Linked DNA regions of Homo sapiens: region 2 is linked to region 1. Evidence: read pairs that join two places in POLR2A ChIA-PET (ENCODE). Cell type or tissue: A673. All regions are shown on one strand. Each heading gives the region's core, and the rest is flanking DNA. Links, peaks and the distances in the headings are about the cores only. Region 1 has its middle 5.2 kb from the start of UBXN6. Region 2 has its middle 16 kb from the start of SEMA6B.

Region 1 (2,904 bases), core at 320-2,819:
GGTAGTTATTACTTAATTAGGCAGAATTTACGTTTCACTAGATGAAATGTAACGATTGCTGTAATGGTTGCACAACAATGCGAATGTACTTGAGGCCACCGAACTGTACACGTAAAAGTGGTTAATGGCTGGGCACGGTGGCTCACACCTGTAATCCCAGCACTTTGGGAGGCCGAGGCCGGCGGATCACGAGGTCGGGAGATCGAGAACATCCTGGCTAACATAGTGAAACCCCATCTCTACTAAAAATACAAAAAAAATTAGCCGGACGTGGTGGTGGACATCTGTAGTCCCAGCTACTCGGGAGGCTGAGGCAGGAGAATGGCGTGAACCCGGGAGGTAGAGCATGCAGTGAGCTGAGATTGCACCACTACACTCCAGCCTGGGTGACAGAGCAAGACTCTTTCTAAAAAAAAAAAAAAAAAAAAAAAATTGCGGGGCGCGGTGGCTCACACCTGCAATCCCAGCACTTTGGGAGGCCAAGGCAGGTGGATCAGGAGGTCAGGAGTTCTAGACCAGCCTGGCCAAGATGGTAAAACCCTGTCTCTGCTAAAAATGCAAATATTAGCTGGGCGTGGTGGCTGTAATCCTAGCTACTCGGGAGGCTGAGGCAAGAGAATCACTTAAACCCAGGAGGCGGAGGTTGCAATGGTTAAGCTAGGTGCAGTGACTCATGCCTGTAGTCCCGGCTACTTGGGAGGCTGAGGTGGGAGGATCACTTGAGCCTGGGAGTTCTGGGCTGCAGTGACCCATGATTGTGCCTGTGAATGGCCACTGTAGTTGTGCTCCAGCATGGGCAACATAGGAAGACCACATCTGTATAAAAAATTTTTGGGCCAGGCACGGTGGCTCACACCTGTAATCCCAGCACTTTGGGAGACCAAGGTGGGTGGATCACGAGGTCAGGAGTTCAAGACCAGCCTGGCCAACATGGTGAGACCTTGTCTCTACTAAAAATACAAAAATTAGCCGGGCGTGGTGGCGTGTGCCTGTAATCCCAGCTACTGAGGAGGCTGAGGCAGGGGAATCGCTTGAACCCAGGAGGCAGAGGTTGCAATGAGCTGAGATCACACCATTGCACTCCAGCCTGGGTGACAAGAGCAAAAACTCCGTCTCAAAAATAATAATAAGAAGAATAATTTAAAGTTCCAACAGCTTTACAATCAAACGCTGGGCGAGGTGGTTAACACCACTAATCCTGGTGATTTGGGAGGTTGAGGGGGATCACTTGAGACCAGGAGATCTATACCAGCCTGGGCAACCTAGCGAGACCCCATCAGTATAATACATATTTCATTTTTAAAATTTAAACAGTTATTTGTTTACTTTGAGTTTATCTTTTTTTTTTTTTTTTTTGAGACAGAGTCTCACTCTGTCACCCAGGCTGGAGTGCAGTGGCAGGATCTCGGCTCACTGCAAGCTCTGCCTCACGGGTTCACGCCATTCTCCTGCCTCAGCCTCCCGAGTAGCTGGGACTACAGGCGCCCACCACCACGCCCGGCTAATTTTTTGTATTTTTAGTAGAGATGGGGTTTCACCATGTTAGCCAGGATGGTCTCAATCTCCTGACCTCGTGATCCGCCCACCTTGGCCTCCCAAAGTGCTGGGATTACAGGTGTGAGCCACCACGCCCGGCCGAGTTTATCTTTTAATGGTTTTTTGTTTGTTTGTTTGTTTTTTGTTTTTTGTTTTGAGACGGAGTCTTGCTCTGTCGCCCAAGCTGGAGTGCAGTGGCGCGATCTCAGCTCACTGCAAGCGCCACCTCCCAGGTTCACGCTATTCTCCTGCCTCAGCCTCCCAAGTAGCTGGGACTACAGGCACCCACCACCACACCTGGCTAATTTTTTGTATTTTTAGTAGAGACGGGGTTACACCATGTTAGCCAGGATGGTCTCGATCTCCTCCTGCCTCAGCCTCCCAAGCAGCTGAAGCTGCAGGTGCGCACCACCATGCCTCACTAATTTTTGGTTTGTTTGTTTTTTGAGACAGAGTCTCACAAACCAGAATGCAGTGGCATGATCTCAGCTCACTGCAACCTCTGCCTCCCAGGTTCAAGCAATTCTCATGCCTCAGCCTCCCAAGTAGCTGGGATTACAGGGAGGCACAACCAGCACTGATTTTTTTTTTTTTTTTTTTTGGTAGAGACAAGGGTTCGCCATGTTGCCCAGGGTGTTATTTTTATTTTATTTATTATTATTATTATTTTTTGAGATGGAGGCTTGCTCTGTTGCCCAGGCTGGAGTGCAGTGGCATGATCTTGGCTCACTGTGACCTCTGCCTCCCGGGTTCAAGCGATTCTCTGCCTCAGCCTCCTGAGTAGCTGGGATTACAGGTGCTGCCACCACCCCTAGCTAATTTTTGTATTTTATTTTTAGCAGAGACAAGGTTTCATCATGTTGGCCAGGCTGGTCTTGAACTCCTGACCTTGTGATCCACCCACCTCAGACTCCCAAAGTACTGGGATTATAGGGGTGAGCCACTGTGCCTGGCCTGTTATTTTTATTTTTTAGTAGAAACAAGGTCTCACTATGTTACCCATCCTGGTCTTGAACATCAGGGCTCAAGCAATCCTCCTCCCTCGGCCCCCCAGTGTTCTGGGATTACAGGCGTGAGCCACTGCGCAAGATTGAACAATTTTTAAAAAATTACCCGGAGGCCGGGTGCAGTGGCTCACGCCTGTAATCCCAGCACTTTGGGAGGCTGAAACAGGCGGATCACCTGAGGTCAGGAGTTCAAGACCAGCCTGACCAACATGGAGAAACCCTGTGTCTACTAAAAATACAAAAAAGTAGCCAGGCATGGTGGCGGGTGCCTGTAATCTCAACTACTCGGGAGGCTGAGGCAGGAGAATCCGAGAGATGGAGGTTGTGGTGAGCCGAGATCGCACCATTGCACTACAGCCTG
Region 2 (2,904 bases), core at 170-2,669, 110 kb before region 1:
GCATCCTGCCCTTGTCGAATTCCCAGCTGGGTGGGGGGACAGGGGAGCACAGACACTAACTAGAGAAAGGGCAAGGTAAATCAGGTATAGTCAGTGCCCTGAAGACAGTTATCTTGCAAGTGGCTGAGAAGGGCGGGGCTGTGTTCACTGAGGCTGTCGGGGAGGGTGTCTCTGAGGAGATGACATTTGAGCTGAGACCTGGAAGATGAGAAGGAGCTGGTCATGCAGAGATCTTGGGAAGCAGCACTTCAGGCAGAGGGCACGGCCCGTGCAAAGGCCCTGGGGCAGGACCTCACCTGGCGTGTTGGAGGAACACCAAGTAGGCCCGTATGGCTGCAGCAGAGTGTGGAGGGGAGAGTGGGAGGAGGGAAGGGCAAGGAGAGTACGGGGCCAGTCATGCAGGGCCTCGTGGGCTGCAGTGAGGATTTGAGCTTCGACCCCCAGGGAGGTGGGAGCCATGGAGGGCTGCGGGAAGAGGAGGGACAGGACCTGACTCTTGGTGCCCTCTGGTGGCAGCTTTGGGGAAGACAGACGGGGGCGAGGCTGGAATTGAGGACCAGGTCCTGGTAATAATTGATGGGGGCCGGCCAGGCAAGGGTAATAGAGGGGGGCAAAGTGGATGGATAGGGGACAGATTTTTGGAGTCACCCACAAAACTTGCTGAGATGGATGTGAAGAGGCTGAAAGCCCCTTTCTCTGGGGGCAGGGCAGTGCTGTGGTTAACAGCGCAGCGTCTGGACTCCTGGGCCCGGGTTCAGATCCCAGCTTGGCCATTTCTGGGCTGTGCGACCTTGGCCCCATCCCTTGCCCACCCTGGCCCCGAGTTTTCCCACCTATGGAATGGTCAGAAGAGCCCCTGTGACCTACCCCGCTGGGCTCAGTGAGGGACAGGGCTGGGAACACGGGGTAGGCACCCTGTAAGTGTTTGCTGTTGTCCCTCTTTGAAGGTCGGAGCCTCAGGCTCTGGGGAGCAGTGAGGCACAGATGGGGATGACAGCCTCCCTGAGATGACCCAGCAAACTGGGGGCCCCTTCCCCTCGAACACTGTTCTCCACAGTCTGACGGTTCTCAAGCCCCATCCCCCAGCACCCACGTCACTCTGCCAGCCCCTCCATCATTCCTGAGCCCTGACTCACCAGGACTTGTGGTCCGCTCTGACCCCGGGGCCTTTCCCCTGGGACCTATTTCCCGCCTTTGTCTTCTTCAAGTTCATTCGCCAGGTCTTCCGTTCCCAGCAGCACTTGGCACTCCCTGAGACCTCCACCCCCATTCCCCACCACCTCTCTCAGCGGGGCCCCCTCCAGGCCTCTCACACTGGTCCCGGCCACCTGGGGATCCCCAGCCTCTTGGGAGGGGCAGAGACTGGAGGAATTCTGGGGGAGGAGTTCAGCAGTGCGGGGAAGGGCACCCAGAACCCCAACTTGGAGGGGAAGGGCTCCTCATTTTCTGCCCCTAGATCAAGCCCCCAAAGGCCGGGCCATCTTTCTTCCTCCCTAAGTGGAGTCCCTATAACAGAACCTTATTCTCCTCTGAACTCCACAACTGGGTCCCAAGCTCACGACCCACCCCTCTGTACTTCCTCCAAATTGGGTCTGAAGGGAGGACCTGTCCGTCCCCAAACCTGCTTTGGAATCTGTGGGTGCTCGACGCCCCAGCCCCAGCCTGGATTCCCTTGGAGCCCCAGCCCCCTCGAGCCACCCCCTCCTGGGTCCCTTAATTACCTGCTGGGTATAAATGACACTTTAATTTCCTCTGAATGGTCGTTGCAACCCCCCCCACCGCCCCACCCATTCCTAATTACAAGTTGCTGTTTCCGACTTGCCTCCTGGTGGCCCAATTTCAAAACAGTGATTAAAATTAATTACCTGGGGGCCCCCTCCCCGGAGGGGAGGAGCCCCAGGAGCCCCAGAGATGCATCCACGTCCCCACTGGAGGTTCTGCCTGGGCTCCCACACCCTGGCTTCCCGAGTGGCCTGGGGACAGGGACAGCCTCTCTCTGGGTCTCTGCTTGCTTATCTGTGAAATATTTCAGCTGGCCAGATGCGGTGGCTCACGCCTGTAATCTAACACTTTGAGAGGCTGAGGCGGGTGGATCACTAGAGATCAGGAGTTCGAGACCAGCCTGACCAACATGGTGAAACCCTGTCTCTACTAAAAATACAAAAATTAGCCAGGCAAGGTGGCACGTGCCTGTAATCCCAGCTACTTGGGAGCCTGTGGCAGGAGAATCGCTTGAACCTGAGAGGAGGAGGTTGCAGTGAACCTAGACTGTGCCACTGCACTCTAGCCTGGGTGACAGAGCAAGACTCTGTCGCAAAAAAAAAAAAAAAAATTTAGGGTGTGCCATCATCACGGGCAGGTAGCACATTGTGAGCACTTGGAAAATGTCAGCAAGAGGCGGCCTCACACAGTGGCTCACGCCTTTAATCCCAACACTTTGGGAGGCTGACTCAGGAGAATTGTTTGAGCCCAAAAGTTCAAGACCAGCCTGGGTATCATACCCCCTACAAAAAATACAAAAAATTAGCTGGGTGTGGTGGTGCACACCTGTAGTCCCAGCTACTCAGAAGGTTGAGGCAGGAGGATCGGGTGAGCCTGGGAGGTCGAGGTTGCAGTGAGCTGAGATCACGCCACTGCACTCCAGCCTGGGTGACAGAGACCCTGTCTCAAAAAAAAAAAAATGTCAGCAAGAAGCAAGATCACGTTTGCATCCATGGCACCCTTATGTGCTATGTGACCTCAGCAAAATGGCTTAACCTCTCTGAGCTTCAGTTTTTCCATCTGCAAACAGAGATGAGGGTGCTGGTCTCTGAGGGTTGATGCCGGCAAGAAATAAGTTCATATGTGGGAAAAGCATGGCGCATAGTAGGTGCAGTCTTCCTAAATCTGATCTTGAATTCCTTC

The links. ChIA-PET counts read pairs that join two places held together with the same protein. Peaks named below come from ENCODE experiments on the same cell type or tissue, not always from the same donor. Only the 100,000 strongest peaks of a DNase experiment are listed, where the experiment ranks them.
Region 2: POLR2A ChIA-PET joins it to region 1 with 6 read pairs; 4 of 35 experiments call an interaction of 5 or more read pairs at or near these places.

Annotation. Positions count from the first base shown.
Region 1 is chr19:4,461,501-4,464,404 of GRCh38, reverse strand. No RefSeq gene overlaps it. Among named protein-coding and RNA genes, the nearest start is that of UBXN6, 5.2 kb to the right of the region's middle. In A673, for the core only: no CTCF peak of the experiment used is centred there; no DNase peak of the experiment used is centred there.
Region 2 is chr19:4,573,786-4,576,689 of GRCh38, reverse strand. No RefSeq gene overlaps it. Among named protein-coding and RNA genes, the nearest start is that of SEMA6B, 16 kb to the right of the region's middle. RefSeq lists a silencer at 1,059-1,353 and an enhancer at 809-1,401. In A673, for the core only: CTCF peaks have their summits at 312 and 517 (motif pointing left); DNase peaks (open chromatin) are centred at 489 and 1,149.